Regions from separate parts of the Homo sapiens genome. Here region 2 is linked to region 1. A link is an interaction called in ENCODE POLR2A ChIA-PET data of the cell type or tissue named here. Cell type or tissue: A673. All regions are shown on one strand. Links, peaks and the distances in the headings refer to the core of each region. The heading gives the core; the rest is flanking DNA.

Region 1 (5,385 bases), core at 121-5,120:
TGAACTCAAACAAATTTACAAGAAAAAAACAAACAACCCCATCAAAAAGTGGGCAAAGGACATGAACAGACACTTCTCAAAAGAAGACATTTATGCAGCCAAAAAACACAGAAAAAATGCTCACCATCACTGGCCATCAGAGAAATGCAAATCAAAACCACAATGAGATACCATCTCACACCAGTTAGAATGGCAATCATTAAAAAGTCAGGAAACAACAGGTGCTGGAGAGGATATGGAGAAATAGGAACACTTTTACACTGTTGTTGGGACTGTAAACTAGTTCAACCCTTGTGGAAGTCGGTGTGGTGATTCCTCAGGGATCTGGAACTGGAAATACCATTTGACCCAGCCATCCCATTACTGGGTATATACCCAAAGGACTATAAATCATGCTGCTATAAAGACACATGCACATGTATGTTTATTGCGGCACTATTCACAATAGCAAAGACTTGGAACCAACCCAAATGTCCATCAATGATAGACTGGATTAAGAAAATGTGGCACATATACACCATGGAATACTATGCAGCCATAAAAAATGATGAGTTCATGTCCTTTGTAGGGACATGGATGAAATTGGAAATCATCATTGTCAGTAAACTATAGCAAGAACAAAAAACCAAACACCACATATTCTCACTCATAGGTGGGAATTGAACAATGAGAACACATAGACACAGGAAGGGGAACATCACACTCTGGGGACTGTTGTGGGGTGGGGGGAGGGGGGAGGGATAGCTTTAGGAGATATACCTAATGCTAAATGATGAGTTAATGGGTGCAGCACACCAGCATGGCACATGTATACATGTGTAACTAACCTGCACATTGTGCACATGTACCCTAAAGCTTAAAGTATAATAATAATAAAATAAAAAATAAAAAATAAAAAAAAAGATTAAGTCCTGGAACTTTGATAATAAGCTATCTTGAGAGATATCGGAGATGTCAGGAAACAAGGACGACTATATTGAGTAAGCCTGAATTATAGAAAAGAAATGTTTAGAAATCTTTTCTCCAAGAGAATTCCCTGGAACTTAAAACCTACACCAACATACGGCAATCTTTCCACCTTTTATTTATGCTTCCCAAGGATACAGTCTTTGCTAAGGACTCATTTCTGAGCATCTAAGAAGCCAGACTTCGTGAGCCCACTAGCCTCTGAGTTCCTCAAAGGCACAGGCTACATTTCTGTCAACTTTGTGTATCAGCACCCAGTACATAATAGGTCTTCCTAGATGCCTATTGTTGGAATGGCTTCCCAGCCCTTCTGTCCACCATATAATGAGGCATTCAATTCCCCAGTGCACACCTCTGCCTTTTACATGAGATTAGGCAGTGCTCAGTAAGCCGTCACTAATATCATTTACATTGATCTGGTGGCAATGAGTGAGATAGTTATCAAGTGTCATAGCACAAGGACACACTTACAGGAACGAGCAGCAGTCTTGGAGCAATGTTGCTGCAGCTATATTCAATATTTTTGTAGCATGGTACTAGAGGCCACCTACTATATACCATCCACCCATTCATTCAACAAATACATATTGGATACTTATATATGCCAGGCACAGGTATTGGCATAAGAAATACAACCCATCCACGGTCTTCCTGAAATGGTCAAACAGCCAGTCCTAATTTTGGACCAATCAGTAAATAAACATTGATCCAAAAAGCAGCCAGCATGTGTTAGAATATAACCTAAGCAGTTTTAGGAAATTGATGCAATAGATGCTAACTATGCCCTCAAGAATCTAACAGACTAAAGGAGTAGTTGTCACTACAAACAGCAAAGGAAAGTTGGGAAAACTTAACAGAATGAAGACATATCCAACAAGAAGAAAAGTCATTAAATGTCTTGGTGTACAGAGGAGGAAAAATTCTGTCCAGCCTCATGTGGCCTGTTAGATCTGGGGCTTTGGCAGAGTTGGTTCTCTGAAGACAAAGATCAGTAGGGTCAGCCCTGATCAGAAATGTGAGGAAAGGAAAGAGGAACTAGCCTTGATAAAACAGTACGGCAGGCTTTTACAGCCGTGACTTCCTATAATTCTCGTAGCAGCTATTTGTCATGAACTTTTGTCATTATGCCAGGTTGCTCAATACCCAAGCCTTGTAAAGAAACTTGGCTGGGCACAGTGGCTCTCTCCTGTCCTGTAATCCCAACACTTTAGGAGGCCAAGGCTGGCAGGTCGCTTGAGTCCAGGGGTTTAAGACCAGCCTGGGCAACACAGTGAAACCCCATCTCTACAAAAATTATCCAGGCATGGTGGTATGCACCTCTAATTCCAGCTACTTGGGAGGCTGAGGTGGGAGGATTGCTTATGCCCAGGAAGCACAGGCTACAGTGAGCCATGATTGCACCAGGTATTCCAACCTGGGCAACAGAGTGAGACTCTGCTTCAACAACAACAAAAAAGGAACTCTCTACCTTCTGACCAACAGGATATGCAGCCCCAGGCAAGCTTTGAATAAGGAGCAAGTAACACCAAGAGGAATGACCTATGAGCCATGTGTATCTTTGGGGGTGCATGGAGAGGTAAAATGCAGGTCCTAGCTGCATTTTAGCTGAGGTTCTGGCTGCTCAGCTCCTCTTGGTCTCTGCCCATTTTGCAAGCCTGGTTCCAGCCTTCTCCTCAGTTCTGTGAATTACCTGATACGCCTCCAATGAAGCACTTTTCTGCTTAAGTTAACCAGAGTCATTTCAGCTGCTTACTACCAAGAATGTTGACTAAAACACTGCAGTATAGACACTATTCACTGAGTTCTACAGATAAGGAAACCAAGACTCTGGGAAGCTAAGTACACGGCTGGTGAGTGACACAGGTGTGGTTTAAGCTCACGCCTTCTGACCTCGATCAAACCCAGAGATGCTTCCCCTAGTGCTATGTTAGTCAGGGCAGCTTTGGTTGCAAAATGACAGAAAAAATAGCAACTGAAACTGGAGTAGAAAAAAAAATAGAAAAAATGATCTTAGTAGAAATATAGAAAGCACACCTGGCTTTATTCCCCAAGGGCTGCTGAGTCCATCCAGCTACATATCCCTGGTGTGTGTTCTCACCTACGTGGACTTCATTCCCAGGACACCCTTCCAGCAGGGTGGTCCTCTCCAGGCTGAAACTCTCACAACTGCAAGCACAGGAGAAAAGGGACAGTTATTTTCCTTGTAAGTTTGAATGAAAGTCTTAGGCTTGACGCTCCCTGAACCATCTCAGTGGCCAGGGATAGGATGTATTACTGGCCAACCTGACTCATATGTGCCCTTCCAAAGTCAGTGGTTGACTCAACACCACTCAAACTTTATAGGCTGAAGTTGTTGGAACAGTGGTTCCAAAGAGAAGAATCAGATTACCTTTACCAGAAGAAAGGTGAATGGATATTGGGTGGCAAAAACAACAGATACCCCCCAGAGTCTACCCCTTCTGCAGTATGGGTGGCACTCGTCTTTCCAGCTTTTATCTGCACTGCAGTAGAGCCTTTCTCCAAAACTGAATCCCACCAGCCACAAGATCTATCTTCCTCCCAAAAAAATTTCTTTCCAATTCTTTTGCACATACTATACATGCTAGAGACTTAAATGACTCCATCCATGGGCCTTTGCATTTTGAATAAAAGCAGAAAATATTTCTGGGAGCTATTGTGAAAGCTATATGTTAAGGGAGGAAATTTGGACATGGAGTACTGATTGGCTCATTGTGGCTTTTCCCTAAAATCCTATCACAGGGTCAGCCAGCTACTCTGGGGTATGAGTCAGTAGGGGCTTTGTGACAGGCAAGACCTTGGCCCTGAGATGCCAGAGCAGAGGGTAAAGTGCCACATCAGGTCCAAGGGGGAGTGCTATGGGTCAGAGCCAGAAAATCATGCCCAAGCAATTTAGAGAGAAAGAAAGCCTTGAAGCTGGAGCTTGAAGCTAAGGGATTAGAAGTATCTAGAGAAGATGAGATCAAGGAGCACAGAAAGGGGCAGAGTCTAAGTTGAAGCTGGAAACACCATGTGGATTGAGCAGAAATGGTTGTGCTCCTTGTAGCGTGCAGTGGGGTGGGCCAGCGCTACTTAAGGGGCTGGATTGAGCAGAACCTTGACCTCCATGGAAGGCCAGCTCCGTGGCCTTGCCCACTTTGCTCTTTGTTCTCCCCGCTCCCACTCTAAAGTTTTTCTTAGAACTGAGCCCGCACTCTGAGGCTGATCTTAAGTTGAAATTGCAAAACTTCAATATTTACTAAACACCAACAGCTAAGCCCTAGGCTAGGTGATATCCAGTACACAGCTGAAGAGGACGCAATTTTCACCCTGGCAAAATTTACTGAGAGTGGGAGAAGCAACTGAGGTTTTTTTAATGATGATAAAAATATTAGTTCTATAATAGAGGTTTATACAAAGTTACCATAGGAACTCAGAAAAGGAGCAATTAACCTGAGTGCTCCTTAAGGTTGTGGGAGGGAACAGTGGGTAATAAAAGTAGAAGGGAAAGTTGGACCTGATTCTCAATGGAATGGCATAAGTTGAGAAAGGAGAATCAATAGGAATTAAGAGTTGGATCAAAAAACACTCCACACCATGACCTTCAGTTCCTCCCTAGAGTAGGAGCCATCTGCAGTGTATGCCTGGAACCTGGAATGGGGCCTTCTACCTAGAGGGGACTCAGTAAATGTTTGTGAATTAAACAAACAAACTCTGCTCTGCCTTTGGAACAGAATGTAGACCTCCAACATCATGGGACACTGCTTCCTAAAATATTATTACAGTCTTTAATTTCCTAGAGAGTCTTTATGACTCTCTAGGAAGTTTAATTAATAATTGCCATGGGAAGACCAAGCAAAGTGATAATTAATAGCTATTGGCCAGAGCTATTGCTGAATTAAGAGTCCAATTATGAAACGAACAAAGCACACCCAAAAGGAGCAAGAATTCCAGGAGCAATGAAAGGCCATGGGGATGCTGCGGGATCTTCTTAATCTGAGCAGCAGTTGGGTGAGGTGTGCTTCAAATAGGAAGAATGGAGAAATGACAAACTTGAGTGTTTGTCAGGAAATGACTCCTGCACCATACTCTGCACTTCCAAACATTGCCTCTAGGTTCTGTGTCCTCCTAACCAACACCGCAGAGTGAAATAAAAATAGAAGAAAAGGAGCAAAGACTAGGCCACCTTATCCAGGCAGCCAAAGGCCCAAGATGCCTCCAGCAGCCCCTCCCAGTGCCTCTGAGGTCAATAAAACCTCATGACTTGATGACTCTTTGAGTCCTCCTTCAAAAGGCAGCACAATCACGTTGCCAGAAAGATGGTGACTAAAGGAGTGTTTGTTTATGTCAAACCTCAAAAACCCTTGGGGTTTGAATGGCTGGGTGATTGACGGTTCCCTCTGTCCCTGCGGTGAACCGGTA
Region 2 (5,385 bases), core at 321-5,320, 450 kb before region 1:
AATTTATAAGAGTATTCATTTTCTCACATTCTTGCCAACATTGAATATGATGAATTTTTCTAAATTTTCTAAATGTTTAGGCTATGCTGGGGAAAAAGAACATCTTTTCAGTTTATATTATACTTTCCTTACATTATATATTGTTTATATATTAATTGGTCATTTCTTTTTCTTCTTCCATGAATTGGCAATTCATGGTTTTTACAAAGCTTTTCTACTAGATCCTTTGTTTTACTGTTTTTTTTTAAACACAATCATGACTACATATGTTTTACTGATTTTAAGTATTCATTTTCATAAATTTATTTTATATGCTCTTTCAAGACGGCTTTTGGTCTCAGGATATCTGATTATCTAAATAAGGAGGCGGTTTTCAAAGTTAGCTTTTCTTTAGCACCTTCTGAAATGCGTACAAAAAGTGCTGGGCCTGGAGACCAAGAGCCTCAGGTTTTCTTCCTACTACTGTTATCAACTAACAGTGTGACTGGAGTGTGCCACATAGACCTCTTATGTTATAGTTTTCCTATCAATTACATAAGGGGGCATAACTGTGTGATCTATGATGTCGCGTAAATGAGTAAGTCCCAGATTCATAGTCTATCAATCATTCATTCATTTATTCTGCAAATATCCATTGGATGCCCTTTGTGAAGCGCAGCGCTAAGTGCTGAGCATGCAATGGAATATGGGTATGGTCTCTATTCTTACGGACTGAGAACTTACATTTTCTGGAGAGTAGAGAGCCCATTCTCAACCACACAGGTAAATCTGTTACTATGTGCTAGGAAGGGCTCTGTGAGGAAGCAGTAGGGTTCAGTAAGAGCTTATGACAGAGAGACCTCGCCTAAACTGAGAGCACAGGGAACATCTGGGAATGTCTACATGAGGAAATGGTATTACAGATGAAACCGGAAAGGTAAGTAGCAGTTGGTAGCTAAGGAGAGAGGGAGAGCAGAATGGTCCAGGTAGAGAATAGCTTATGCAAAGCCCTGAAGTCAAAGAAGTTAGATAGACCAGGAGTCCCCCAAGTGGGCTGTGTAAGGGGATCCAATATGGCAGGTGTAGGAAGAAAGTCTAAAACACTGTTTAAGTATTTCTAATAAAATAAGAAATCAGTTAAGCTCTGAAGTATTAAATGTATGGACTGAAACCGGTAGTCTCATTCATTTATTACCGTAATTTCATGTGGTAAGTAAGCTTCCCAAGAAAGAATGGAAATTCCAAAACCCTCTGGATCATCCACAGCATCCCTAGTTGTTCACTTAGCATATAGACATGTTGCAGTTTACAGCTATGCAATTATGCTGACAGTAATAATTTAAATGAATTCTCACAAAATGGACAAGTGGCTCCAAAAGAGTTCATCAAGAAAACAGAATCTGAAGACAATGTTGTATGAATAATGCACACACAAATGAGCAAAAACCACATGGCTGACCTGGCCTTCTGCGCCTTGGAAAAACTCTTCATTTTGAGAAAAGTCTTTTTACAGTGGAAAAAGCAATGATGACATAGCCAGATCAGATCAGATGTTAGAAAAAAAAAAAAAAAAGGCCGGGGGTTGCGGGGGCGGGAATCAGAGGGATCAGAAAGGTTACTTGAAATATGTATTTACATTCATTCTGAGCCTTTCCTTAAGCTAATGACGCTTTTAACATTAAGGAAGAAGAAACTGCCTTTGGAAACAAACTTCGTTCTCTAAGGAGAACATTTTGAAAATTGCTTCTTAAAATATTTACAACTTTATGTAATTTTTATTTCTGAAAATCATATATGTTCCCTATAAAGCTCCTTGTAGCTCTATAGTTTAAGAACTTGGAAAGTAAAATCTTCTCATCTTTTTAAAATTCCTCAAAATAAAGAATTTTAGTGAGTTTTGAATCAGTGCATCAAAAATATTAACACATCACACCTTCTGATTCATTTCTAACAGGGAACATGAAAATTCACCTGCCAAATTTCAACAAAAGCTATTTGATAATAGTAGAATGAGACTGAAAATTAAACATAAACTTTGTTTTTAATTTTAGACTGAGTCTCGCTCTGTCACCCAGGCACCCAAGCTGGAGTGCAGTGACATGATCTCGGCTCACTGCAGTCTCCGCCTCCCGGGTTCACGCGATTCTCCTGCCTCAGCCTCCCCAGTAGCTGGGACTACAGGCACCTGCCACCACGCCCGGCTAAATTTGTTTTGTATTTTTAGTAGAGACGGGGTTTCACCGTGTTAGCCAGGATGGTCTCGATCTCCTGACCTCGTGATCCACCCGCCTCGGGCTCTCAAAGTGCTGGGTTTACAGGCGTGAGCCTCCGCGCCTGGCCAACTCGGCCAACATAATTCTTTGGTACATGTAACCAACGATATGATATGCCTCTTTCATTCAGACTGACGCATCTTTGTAAAGTAACTTTTTAAGTTTTTAACAGACAATAAAACCAAGCATTTTCAAATAAAACCAAGATTTTGAATGTTGATAAGAAATATCCAGGAAGAAACTATACACATTAACATTTTAGGTGAGAGCAAAAAGATTTTTTGCATTGTTAATAAATAAAATAAAAATATCTTAAATATTTATTTCCTCTTAGCTCACTCTTTTCTAATTCCTATTCAATGTCTTTCATAATGTGCAATTTTTAATTTATAAATTAACAACTATATAACTGTTGATGGTGCATGCTTACTTTTAAACTGATTCTAATCATTGAAAATGATTGAAGACTACTGGTACCGGCATTAGTGCTAAGAGCTTCTAGGGGAGAGATGCCACTGCGGATTCAGTGGTTCCGGATGAGGGATTTGATCTGTTCAGAAAGCATGGAGCAGCTGAATCAATTGTTCAATGATCTGGTCATGCTGTGGTACCGTTTATAGCTACATATAGATTCCTAATTCATAATTCACTCCATGCAGGACAATGAACCAACTGTCTGATGATGGCTGATGATAATAATTTACTAATATTTGTCATTTCAGCACTCAGGCAAGGTTCACACTCCACCAGGCAAATGGAACATTGATCAAACATTGGTTTGTTCAGGTGACAACTATATTATAGGGTCTGTTTATCTCACTGGCACTTAGGAAATTCAGCCCCTAAATGGATCCAGATGATCTAGCTGTTTCTTTCTCTCTCTCTCATGGGGTGTGTGTGTGTGTGTGTGTGTGTGTGTGTGTGTGTTGGGAGATATGCCCCGCAAGCTAAGAGGCAAAGATAGCAGAAAAAATAGCAGTATGGAGGAATGAATACATTGTGAATATTTTGCTTGTGTGTTGGAGGGCAGGGGTGGTTTCTCATCCCCTCTCAATCCCGGCCCTTCTTTTCTGTATAGCATTTCCCACTATTTTCTCAGACGATACATTTCAGGAAGCTCGAAGTCATACTCTTCTATATGTGAACATCACACTGGGGGGTTAATCAGTGTTAAAAATGGTCATGAGTCACCTCCCATTTTAAAGATATATAGTCTCAGGCTGACAGAGAAAAGTTGTCTTCCTAATTCGAGGTACTTTTTGAGGAAATTTAACATCAGTCACTCACAGGGCAGCAGGAATGAGTCATAAATAACTGCATTTCCTACCTGTAACAGTTTTTTCCTGGTTCTCTTCTCAGTTCTTCAGTTGTTAGGACTGATGACTTACTCTGGAGATTCCATATCATCCCTCTCAGAGATCAGTGCCTTATACGTGACATCTCATCAAAATGATCTTGCATCCTTTAGCTTTCAAGCTGAATTGTATCTCATTACAAAGAGTTGTTGTGGGATATTCTAGGACATTTTTATTACAAGTTTCATAAAGACAAGGTAATGCAAAGAAAGATTTTTAAATCAGTCTTCCAGAAAAGAGATACTTTGACTTACTGCTCATTTACAATTAGTTGCTTCCGAATAGATTGTTTCTCCCCACCCCATTGCCCCTACAAAACAAGACCACCAAAAGAGCGTTGCTGTGCTTTGAAATGAATGCTCTTATACACGTGTTTGGGTTGTGCATGAAGATCAGAGAAACATTAGATTAAAATTATCTAACATGTTAGAATCAAAATTAAAGTAGGAACAAACCAAATGAGTAGTTAAGTTATAAGTAAACATTTTGCCAAATAAACAGCTCATTAAAATGCCACAGAGTCAACATTAAGAGGCCAGAGCAATATTCAAAAGGTAAAATTGCTGGGCTGCTAGTGAATAAATACATGCAAATACAACTTTAACGTAAATAGGTAATTTCTCTGTAATCTTTCTTCTTCCTCCTATTTCCCTAAAACATCATTATTGGTAAGCCTGTTAATAGTCTATCCTGTTCTATATATAATAAAATAAAGAAGAGAAACAGATAATGCTAAACACAGTAAACAGAGGCTCAACTAAACTCTAATAATCATAATAAAAATAGCTAACTTGTGGAAAGCACTAATTAAATGCTAGGAGCCATGCTAAGAACTTTACTTTCATTATTTTAGATAGACCAAGGAGCAAAGAGGTTAAGGAATGACCAGTTAATGCAGCTGGTCAATAGCGCTCTAGACATTGCTAGCCCCTTGACCCAGAGCTCATATGTTTTATCACTATACCGTTTTACCCCATCCACATATTTTTCCCAGTGAAAAATACTAAATGAGCAACAGTTACCCCACTGCAATATTTCTCCTCCTATAAGTGATTGATTGGCATTCATGAATGTTTATAACTTTTCCTTCTTGTCTGGCTCACATTGAATAATAACCCACTTTCCAAATATGTTTTTTTTTTCTTTTGGTATCCATGTGGTTAATGTATCTGCCTCATCAGAATTCTCAGCACTGTACCTTTCACATAACAGACATTAAATTAGAAGCTTGTTGAATGAATGAATGAATACTTAGTGACAATATTTCCAAACAAAGCCTTCCCTCTTATATGTCAAAGAAAATCATATGTTTTGACCACTTCACATTTTTCAACTCCAGTTCTCTTTGTTGATCTATTTCCACCTATGAAAACACTTGATATCCTATAATCTATTGTAAAAATTAGTTTTTGCATCTAGCACTGTATACACACACAGACAAACATATATCTATATTTCAATTTTCTTTTTGCAAAAATAGTGCTGGCATTTTGCAATGGGTGTTTGAAGTCATTACTGGCTTCTTACTCTTTAGCTCTGTAGGCTGACTATGTAAAGTCCTCTAATTCTTCCCCAGGAAGGGGGTAACTCTATAAAGCAGATGTTTTTCCAATTCTTCTTCAGTTTACTAAAACTCAGTTTTATACCAATTCATGGATATATAACACCCGCTAAGTAGCAAGCATTTGGGAAACTATCAGAACTTGTCAGGATTCCTGGCAGTTTTGAGTGAGCAACTGATTGAGAAGTTCTGAGTATTTCTGAGACTCAGTTTGAAA

What was found. ChIA-PET counts read pairs that join two places held together with the same protein. Peaks named below come from ENCODE experiments on the same cell type or tissue, not always from the same donor. Only the 100,000 strongest peaks of a DNase experiment are listed, where the experiment ranks them.
Region 2: POLR2A ChIA-PET joins it to region 1 with 5 read pairs; 1 of 35 experiments calls an interaction of 5 or more read pairs at or near these places.

What each region holds. Positions count from the first base shown.
Region 1 is chr2:65,919,685-65,925,069 of GRCh38, reverse strand. The region is part of intron 1 of LINC02934 (long intergenic non-protein coding RNA 2934); the gene reads right to left. Among named protein-coding and RNA genes, the nearest start is that of LINC02934, 130 kb to the right of the region's middle. In A673, for the core only: no CTCF peak of the experiment used is centred there; a DNase peak (open chromatin) is centred at 2,089.
Region 2 is chr2:66,374,196-66,379,580 of GRCh38, reverse strand. No RefSeq gene overlaps it. Among named protein-coding and RNA genes, the nearest start is that of LINC01873, 6.4 kb to the left of the region's middle. In A673, for the core only: no CTCF peak of the experiment used is centred there; a DNase peak (open chromatin) is centred at 3,420.